Regions from separate parts of the Homo sapiens genome. Here region 1 is linked to region 2. A link is a loop called in an ENCODE intact Hi-C map of the cell type or tissue named here. Cell type or tissue: GM12878. All regions are shown on one strand. Each heading gives the region's core, and the rest is flanking DNA. Links, peaks and the distances in the headings are about the cores only. Region 1 overlaps LYPLAL1 (lysophospholipase like 1). Region 2 overlaps LYPLAL1-DT (LYPLAL1 divergent transcript).

Region 1 (5,391 bases), core at 310-5,309, 100 kb after region 2:
ACTTTCTATTGAATTATTCGTTTTTTAATACACCATTTTACTTTATTTTTTTTCTGATTGCCATAGGGATTATGATATACATAGCAAAGCTTTTTTACCTACTTAGAGTTCTTTGTTGTTTTTTTTTTCCTTGTAACTATATAGGTCCCTTTATCCCCATCTTGTGTATGTTATAGTTTTCATATGTATTTTGTCTGCATACATTGAAAACTGTATCAAACAAGGTTATAATTTTTGTTTTCAACAGTCAACCATATTTTAAACAGCTTAAGAGGAGAACAATAGTTTATTGTATATACTCAGTTGTGGTCTATTACAGCATATAAGTGTGTTTTGATTAAATTGTGAATTACCATTTTGATTATAAGGTATCCCTTTTCCTCAACTGTATTTAATAGATGTTTTAAATCAGCTAAGGTAGGGGCATAGTCAGTAAAAGTCAGCAATTAGTTTGCTGTGTTGATTTAGATGGAAAATACTGCTTTTTTTTTTCACTGTGGTAATTTGGACTCTTTAAATGAAGTGCCCAATAAAGATTTTTATTTCTATAACATGCTTTAGCTATATTTACAATTAGAGATTTTCTTAGTTTGTGTTTATTATTAGAATTTCCATTTAAAAATAATTTTTAACAAGCCATTTATGATTTATATGATAATATAGTTTCTTTTGGTGTTTTAAAAAATTCTAAAAGTAATAAGATTTGCATAGTGCCTATACTTTTAGATTCACTGTTTTTCCACACAAAGTCCATGTTTGTATTTTTCAGTAAATATGTATTCTAAAATAAACTAGGCACTTTTTATTTAGGCATAGTAAACCATGAATTCCTCTTTACTCCATCACTTAGAATTCCTATCTGAAGCATGATAGTAGGAGAGCCCTCTCCTGATAACAGTATATCTGTACTACAAGTATGCTAGTAAGGAACCCTACTAAAAACAGCTATTTTGAAGAAATAATGTACTTCTTTGGTAAGTATTAGGTATGTTTAAATAGGTACTAGTATGGAAAAGTTTTCTTAGATATGATTTTTTAAAAAAGAAACAAAAATGGACTGTTTTCTACAAATCACAGTGTAGATTTTATAAGAGTTAAAGTCAAAATATATTTGGAGCAAAAATAAAATAATTTTAGACATTGTTATTTCTGGCTGGCACAAATTATTCCCAAGTGGCACAAATGATTACTGAAATTTATTCAGCAAATATTTAGCATCTATTCTATGTCAGGCTTTGTTCTTAGCACTGGGTATGTATCTGTGGAAAGAATGAAGTCCCTGCTCTCAATGAGCTCATGTAGAGACAGAAAATAAAAGGGAAATTAAATGTAATAATTTCAAATAGTGATAAATGGTATTAAGACTGGGGATAGAGAGTATATGTGTGTGTTGCAGGGTAAAAGGGAGGTATACTTTCAGTTGGAGAGTCAAAGAAGCTCCCCTGAGAAGGTGACACTTGAGCTGAGACCTAAATGAACAGTCGGAGCCCACCATGCAGAAATGTTGCAAAGAGCCCTCTAAGTAGTGGGGATATCAGATGCAAAGCCACTCAACTAATAATAAGCTCGTACTATTTGAAGAAAAGGAAGTGACAAATGTGACTGGAACCTAGTGAAGGGTGGGAGAGAGAAGTGGTATGAAATGAGGATAAAGAGGAAGACTGGTGCCAATTTGTTAACTTAAAGGTTATGAATGAACTTTCGATTTTATGACTTTAAGGCAACACAGATCAAAAACAACTTGGTATCAAGCTGAATGTCAACTTTTTTTTTTTTTTAACCTTGGACATTTTATTCTAGCTTAATATTTTACCAATGTGTAATGGGTTGGTTGATTGATTAACTTAGGAACCACACAGATGTTCTTTGCCAAACATATTTATTTATTGTGGTAATGTCTGAGGAGTTTTATACCAGCTAATAAAGTGATTTATTTGAGGAAGAAGGTGAATGAGTATAACATATGTGATAGTTTTTAGCTGTTTAAAAAACAAACTTTTATATTTTATTTAAATGTTATTCTAACATTTTAGGAGATTTATACATTCTTGTTTATGCTTTCTTAGCAAGAAAGTTCTAAATTATTTTTGTCTCGTTAAATTTTCTCAATTACTCCATTTGAACAGAATTTTAATTTTCTTAGCTACCACATTAGTAACATACTTACATTGGGATTCTACTTCTGCTGAGCATCTATCTCTAATTAAGGCATTGTCAAAGAAAAAAGTTAAGTGAATGCCACTTTTTTCCATTAATGGCTGAGTTCCCAGAATGATTCACATTTTAGCCTATGATATCATCCTTATTTAAGTATTTAGACAGACAAATAAACACAGAAATAGCAGAGTAAAATGAAAAGGGAAGTAGAACAATTCAGAAGGGTAATAGGCTCATTTGAATTTTAAAGTGAGTGTTGTATTTTTGATATTTTGATTTAGAACTTCACTGTGATTTTAGTGACAGTTTGACTACAATTTGAGGTTTCATTTTGTCTGACAATGACTATTTGGAAAGCACCTACTCTCATTTTCAGAGTAATGAAAATGAGTAACTCAAAACTAGTTAAGAAGCTAGTTTTGAGAAGGGATTCTGGGAGGAGGAAGGTTTGAATGCTTTCTGCCTTCTCTCCCCTTCTGATTCTAATTTATCTACCTTTCTAGAGCCACACAGCTTCTGGGGTCAGAAGGCATATGGGGTTGTGAGATAATTTATGCTTATTGGAGTCCTAGTATAGAGGTGGTGCAAGATTTTATCTTTTCTGCAGCAGTTGAAAGCCTGGATAAAGAGCAATGAAGGAAAAGCTCAGTCTGCAAAAATCTGCCCTCCTCATAGGTTTATGTCATAAAATGTAATTCTCAGACAATAATGCAATATTAATTAGAATTCCAAAAGGATTTTTTAAGGATAATTATTTGAAAATAGTTTCAAGTTTACTAAATTTTTTGATAAATTTATTGGATAATCAAGAACAATAGATGCCTGAGAATAGCTAGGACAAGTATGAAAACACAGACTAGAGTAATGATAGGAGAGGGGAACTTACCTTACACAACTTCAAAATATGCTCTAAAACCACTATAATATGATTAACGTTATATACTAACTTAATAATTAACTTAATAGATACTAAATAGAAACTAACTTAATAGATAAAGAGATTAGTGGAACAAAATAGAGCCTTTCTCAACTAAAGCTCTTCAGCTGAATCACAAGACATAGAAAATTATTTGAGTGACTGTTCCCCCGCCCACTGCATGTATGATATAGAACGAGCACCATTCTAGATGTATTAGAGGGAAGTCAGTTCATTATATATAGCATATGTCTTACAGAAATCAGGGTTAGAGAGACTAGATAATGCAGAACTATAAAATATATGGCAAAGATAAAATTTCACTGTTTGCTGAGAAGGGTGTCTTCCTCCTTTCCTCCCTTTCTCTCTCCTTCTTTTAATAGCACAAGCACAATTGACTATCATATGGGATAAAATGAATTTGAATCCTTAGGTTACTCCATGTATGAAATTCCCCCAAAATTCAAGGCTTAGGTGTAAAAATGAAAACAAAAGTCTTAAAAGAAAATCTGGGCTACTATATATAAAAAATGTATGGATTGGCAGGAGCTTCTTAAGCAAATCTAGAGACCCAGAAATTTAAATTTTTTTTTAAAAAGACATTATATCAAATGTAGAGTCTTTTGTCCAGTAAAAAAAAAAAAAAAAAAAACCCTTAAGTACATAATAACGTAATATCAATATTCAAAATAGACTTGGAAGAAAATACCTGAAATATATGCAACAAATATTTGTCAATAATAGACAAAGTACTCTTTTAAACAAGAAAAAAATTGAAATGACAATAGGAAAAAATAATAGCAAATGACATCAGTCAGCAATTCCACTTATGTGGAGTTTTAGAACAGGCAAAAGAAATCAATGTTGATAGTCTCACTCAGTAGTTGCTTGGGAAGGTTACGGGAGTTGCTCGTGAAGGGGCATGATGGAATTTTCCAAGGAAAAGGAATGTTCTGTATCATTGTGGAGATGGTGGTTGCATTGTAAAAAGTAATTGAACTATACACCTAAAATGTGTGTAGTTCAATATAGTTTATATATGTAAATTATACCTCAATAAAGTTGGTTTTAAAACTTCAATTGATACTCTTAAATGGTAACATTTTAATGTATGTCAGCACCTACTGCTATTACTGCTGTGGGCAAAAGGATATTTTCCTACCTTTCCTGTAGAAAGGTAAATTTTTACAACTTTTATGGAAGCAACTTTGAGACATCTATTAAGACAAAAATTGTACCTTTTAATCCAACCTGTTTCTTGACTCTTTTCCATAGGAATAAAAGTTCCAGTAGATAAAAACACGTATGCATATGTTTAATGAAGCATATTTCTTAGTGGCTAAAAGCTGGGTACCAAATTAATTCCCATTATTAGGGGAATGGCTGATTAAATTGCAGAATATGCTTATCATAGGATATAATATAGCCATTAAAAGGGTAAGTTAGAACTGTAACTGATGAAAGGATTTCCATGAGATATTGTTGAAGGAAAAAAGCATGATGCACATAATAGAATCAGATAGACTACTTTATTTTTGAAAAGAAATAGTGTGCCAAGAAATAGCCTGTAAATATGCATATTTTAATTTATAAGAATAACATTGAAGGATATATTTCAGATCATTTACACAGTTTACCGAATGTAAAGGACAAGATGTGTGAGGGAGTTGGAGAGAAGAGGAGGAATGTAGAGATGGGTAAAAAATGAATAAGATTGACATGAAAAACATCTAAACAATGTATATATATATAATCTCATATTTAAAAAATTTTATGTATCTGCATAAACTTAGGGAAAACATTTAAGTTTTTATGTACTGACTTTCAGAGGTATTCATCATATCCATTTAAATTTTAGAAAATGTGTTACAAAGTAATGTTTATATGATTCTATTTGAGTAAATAAAAGATCCCCGTATATGAATTTTTGTTAAATTTTAGTCAGTTCAACTTTCTTGTTTCCAGGTTTTTTTTTTAGTTTCTCTGAGAAACTTTCCAAATATAACCTTGACGTTCAAGCCCCTTAAGTGGATGTCCATTTATTTTGGGGTGGTATGATCAATATTGAAAAATGGTGTAATTTTGTTCCCTTCCAGCACCACCCACTGGTCCTAAAGATTGTATGCATCCCAAGGCCAATGACAATTGAATATTTCTAGCTCCTTGAATATGCTGAGGTTCTACTTGGGTTTTTCACTAGAGAAGAAGTACAAAAGCATGTTCAGGTCTCACCTGTTGTCTTTTAGCCGTCTATTTTTGTTTTTCAATTTAGCTGCACATTTCATGCTTTTACTTTACTAACTTTGGTGGGTGACAGT
Region 2 (5,391 bases), core at 284-5,283:
CTACATCAACAAAAGAGCACAGTTTCTCTACTGCAAATTAATAGATTATAAAATCAATAGGTTTTTCATGAAAGTAATTAAGAAAAATGGGGGTAGAAACAAATTCAGTCTTTTAAGAATGTTTTGCCTTTAAAACAACTTTCTCTAAAATCACCTAAAATGAAATATAAGTTAACTCTGATTCTATGAGTTCAGTGGAGTTAAATTTAACTTGAAAACATCTTTCATTTCTATAGCTACTTTATTATATTTATACAAGACTGCAAAAAGTTAATTAGGTGATTTAAGTGAATCAACTGTCACATATATTATGAGCTCTGCATGTGTGTATTATGAAGCAATACTGACTATGAGTTCAGCCTTTTACCAACTTATTTAGCCAAGGTTGCTAGAAGTTACTTAATGAGCATGAACACACAAACTTTCAATAAACCTACAAGAAGAAAAGTGGCCCATGACCTAAAAGAACCCCTCTGTTATGCCAGGGGGATGACAAAGTATGTTAAGTCACCAGCCCCTCTGTGTTATGGTGGTTCATGTTGCCAAGGCACGTGTGGCAAATTTGCAGAGTTGGGGCAGTGAATAAGAGAAGGTCAGTTTCTAAAAATTCATCTCACAGAGTATATGAAGTAAAAAGCCTAGGAGAAGTACTTTTCTCAATTAAAACTTAAGAATATATGAATATTTGTGGCTTCTAGAGTTTGACCTCTCAGTACCTAAGCTATTCCTGATTTATACTTGGCAATCTGTATTTATTCTTCAGTTCATAGAATATTAGGGTCAGAAAGAAAGGTTTAAAATCACCCATTGAATATCTGGAAGGCTTAAAGAGTAGCAGTTCAAGAATCAGGCAGAGCTGGCTTGAATTCTGGTTTCACACTTTACAGGCTGTGTGGTATTGAATAAAGTGCTTCAAATATTGAATCCCCAGTTTTCCTATCTGTTAAATGAGGATAATAAATAACACTTCCTGAGGAGAGAAACAGAAGATTAAATAAAATAAAGCAAAAAGTAATATGCTGTAATTCCCTCAGAAGCATTGTGTTTCACAGTTGTCAGAATTCTGAGTTCTAAGCAACAGAAACTGACTTTGGTTACATTAATCAGAAAAGGAATGTATTGGCAAGATATCAATAACTTAGAGAATTAATCAACAGTTGAGAATTAGACTCTGGCAGAAAAATAAGGAAAGCAGGTTATGAGCCTGAAGTCTGCTTAGGACATAGGAATTGATACTGCTGCTACTGGATTCTTGCTGCCACACCAGTAGTCTCTCAAACCTTCCACATTGGCTGGGAAAAATCTCTAACCCTCATTATTCAAAGCTACAGGCAAGAGAATCTTACTAGATAAACTTGAGACATGTATCTGTATGCTATTGTCCAGAGGATAAATAAGAACCCTTGTGCTACATATTGAAAGAGAGGGTCTGTCTCTCACCTTATGATTCCTCCACATAGGAATAGAATGGGATATTAAGCATATCACTAGGCTTTAAAGCAAATCTCAATAAATTTCAAAGACTTAGTGTCAAACATAATACATTCTCTGACCACAATTTCAATTCTGTTAAATTAGAGCTCAGTAAATAAAGGATAAATTTTAACCTCCCTAATATTTCTATAAAGTGTAAAAAATAAATTTGAATGTAACTGAGTCAAAAAGAAACTATAGGGGAAGACACAGAGCAGGTTGGCCTAATAGAACTCTCCAACAATAGTCCCCCTACAGGAACACTAAATCGAACAACTATCCACACAAGAAAGCACTTTTATGAGAACCAAAAATCAAGTGAGTGATCACAGTACCAGGTTCTAACATCATATCAAAGAAAGAGGCATTGAAGAGGTTAGGAAAGATAGTCTTGAATTGCTGATGCTGCGGAGAGGATCTGTGTTCTTGTGGGGGAGAGAGTGCAGTGATGTGGGACTTTGCATTGGAACTCAGTGCAGCCCAGCCACAGTAGAAAACAAGATAAGGCAGAACTCAGCCAGTGCCCATGGAGGGAGTCCTTATATCCGTCCCAGCAAGAGAGGAATTGCCCTTCCCAGTGGTTGGAACTAGAGTTCTGGCTAGCCCCACTACCATGGGCCAAAGCACTCTGGGATACTACATAAACCTCAAAGGCAGTCTAGGCGACAAGGACTGCAATTCCTGGGCAAGTCTTGGTGCGTGCTGGGCTAGAAGGCAGTAGACTTGGGTTGACCTAATGAGACACCAGCCAGGTGGACAAGGGAGTGCTTGCATCACCCCTCCCCCAACCCAGGCAGTGCAGCTCAGTAACCTGGGGGAGACTCCTTCCTTCCGCTGGCAGTAACTAGGCAGTGGTCACCATGGGTCTTGAGCAAGACCCAGTGCTGTGCTATCTTTGGGTGTGACTCAGCACAGTCTCAGTGTGGTAGTCACAGTGGAGCTTGCATCACCCCTCCACAAGAGGAGTACAAGCAAGTGCAGACTGCAAATATTACAATAAATATCTAACTATTCAATGCCCAGACACTCACAAACATCCAAAAGCATCAGGACCATTCAGGAAATCATGACCTCACTAAACAAACTGAAAAAGTCACCACTGATCAATCCAAGAGTGACAGAAAATTCAAAATAGAAATTTTGAGGAAGCTCAATGAAATTTAAGATAACACAGAGAAGGAATTCAGAATCCTATCAGATAAATTTAACGAAGATACTGAAATAATTTTTGAAACATGTAGAAATTCTGAGCTGAAAAATTGAATTGACATACAGAAGAATGCATCAGAGTCTCCCAACAGCAGAACTGATCAAGCAGAAGAAAGAATCAGGCTATTTGAAAATACACAGTCAAAAGAAACAAAAGAATAGAAAAGAATGAAGCTTGCCTATAAGTTCTAGAAAATATCTCAAAAGGGCAAATTAAGATTTACTGGCCTTAAAGAGGAGGTACAGAGATCAAGGTATAAATTTTATTCAAAGAGATAATAACAGATAACTTTTCAAACCTAGAGAAATATATCAAAATTCAAGTATAGATGGGTTGTAGAACATCAAGTAGATTTCATCCAAATAAAACTACCTCAAGACATTTAATAATCAAACTTCCAAAGGTCAAGGATAAAGAAAGGATTCTAAAAGCAGCAAGAGAAAAGACACAAATAACATACCTTACAATCTAGGAGAGAGTGGCATTACATATTTAAAGTGCTGAAGGAAAAAAGACTTTTATCCTAGAAGAGTACACCCAGTGAAAATACCCATTAAACATGAAGAAGAAATAGGCTTTCCCAGACAAACAAAAGCTGAGGGATTTCATCAACACCAGAACTGCCCTACAAGAAATGCTAAAGGGAGCTGTTCAATCTAAAATGAAAGGACACTAATGAGCAATAGGAAGTCATCTGAAGGTACAAAACTCACTGGTAATAGTAAGTACACAAACAAACACACAATATTATAACACTGTAATTGTGGTACGTGAACTATTGATATCTTGAATACGAAGACTAAAAGATAAACCTATCAAAAATAATAACTACAACTTTTAAGACATAGTATAATAAAACGTAGATGGAAGCAACAAAAAGTTAGAAAGCAGGGGGATTAAGTTAAAGTGTAGAGCTTTTATTAGTTTTCTCTTTCGTTGTTGTGAGTTTGGATTGTTTTGTATCCAGTGCTAAGTTGTGATCAGTTTAAAATAATGAGTTCTAAGATGTTATTTCCAAACCTCATGGTCACCTCAAATCATAAAACCTACAACAGATACACAAAAAACTGAAAATCAGTAAATTAAAACAACCCACCAAAAAAAATTAACTTCCCAAAAAGGAATACAGGGAAGAAGGAAGGAAGAAAGAGAAGAGCACACATAAAACACCCAGAAAACAAATAACAAAATGGCAGTAGTAAGTCCTTACTTACTAATAATAACATTGAATGTAAATGGACTAAACTCTCCAATCACAAGACATAGAGAGCCTGAACAATAACAATAATAAAAAAACAAGCTCTAACAATCTGGTAACTATAAGAAACACGCTTCACTTATAAAGACTAACTTAGACTTAAAATATAGGAACTGAAAAATATTGCATGAAAATGGAAACAAAAAAAGCAGAAGTAGCTATATTTACATCAGACAAAATAGATTTCAAAACAAAAACTATAAACAGAGACAAAGAAGGTCATTATATAATGATAAAGAAGTCAACTTAGCAAGAGGGTGTAACACTTGTAAATATATATACATTCAACACTGGAACACTCAAACATATTAAGTAAATATTATTAGAGCTAAAGAGAGAGATAGACCCTAATACAATATTAGCTGGAGACTTCAACACCCCACTTTCAGCATTGGACAGAACCACTACACAGAAAACCACCACCAACAACAACATTGGACTTAATCTACATTATATACCAAATGGACCTAATATATATTTACACAATCTTTCATTTAAGAGCTGCAGAATACACGTTCTTCTCCTCAAGGCATGGCTCATTCTTAAGGATAGATCACATGTTAGAACAAAAAACAAGTCTTAAAAAATTAAAAAATTGAAAAAATATCAAGTGTCTCATCTTTCCAGTTTTATTCTCAATGGAATAAAACTAGAAATAAATAATTAGAAAAATATCAGAAACTATACAAACACATGGAAAATAAACAATATGCTCTAGAGTGACCAGTGGGTCAATGAAGAAATTAAGAATAAAATTTAAAAATTCCTTGAAACAAACAAAAATGGAAACACAATATATCAAAACCTATGGAATGCAGCAAAAGCAATACTAAGAAGAAAGCTTATAGCAATAAGCACTCCACATCAAAAAAGCAGATAATCCTCAAATTAACAACCTAATGATGCATCTTAAAGAACTAGAAAACAAAGAGCAAACCAAAGCCAATATTAGTAGGAGAAAAGAAATAATAAAGATCAAAGCAGAAATAAATGAAATTGAAACAAAACAAACAATACAAAATATCAATTAAACAAAAAGGTGGCTTATTTTAAAAAAATAAAATTGATAAACATTTAGCCAAAGACATAAAGATAGAAGACCCAAATAAATAAAATGAGAGATAAAAAGGAGGTATTACAACTGATACTGCAGTTCAGAGAATCATTAGAGACTACTATGAGCAACTACATGCCAGTAAATTGGAAAACCTAGAAGAAATAGATTGAATCCTAGACACATACAACCTACCAAGACCGAATCATGAAGATTTCCAAAATCTAAATAGACCAATAACAAGTAATGAGTTCAACACCATATTAAAAAGTATCCCAGTAAAGAAAAATCAGAGACCCAAAGCCTTCAACTGCTAAATTTCACCCAAAATTTAAAGAACTAATATTAATCTAATCCTATTCAAACAATTCCAAAAAAATAAAGAAGCAAATACTT

What was found. Peaks named below come from ENCODE experiments on the same cell type or tissue, not always from the same donor. Only the 100,000 strongest peaks of a DNase experiment are listed, where the experiment ranks them.
Region 1: it touches region 2 in a loop (4-fold over the local background); 9 of 110 quality-filtered maps call a loop at or near these places.

The regions. Positions count from the first base shown.
Region 1 is chr1:219,186,918-219,192,308 of GRCh38, forward strand. All of the region lies in intron 2 of LYPLAL1 (lysophospholipase like 1), which reads left to right. Among named protein-coding and RNA genes, the nearest start is that of LYPLAL1, 16 kb to the left of the region's middle. In GM12878, for the core only: a CTCF peak has its summit at 5,179 (motif pointing left); DNase peaks (open chromatin) are centred at 1,594 and 2,484; H3K4me3 peaks cover 1,279 bases; H3K27ac peaks cover 2,754 bases.
Region 2 is chr1:219,086,780-219,092,170 of GRCh38, forward strand. All of the region lies in intron 3 of LYPLAL1-DT (LYPLAL1 divergent transcript), which reads right to left. Among named protein-coding and RNA genes, the nearest start is that of LYPLAL1-DT, 84 kb to the right of the region's middle. RefSeq lists an enhancer at 2,443-2,492. In GM12878, for the core only: no CTCF peak of the experiment used is centred there; DNase peaks (open chromatin) are centred at 2,362 and 4,071; H3K27ac peaks cover 1,325 bases.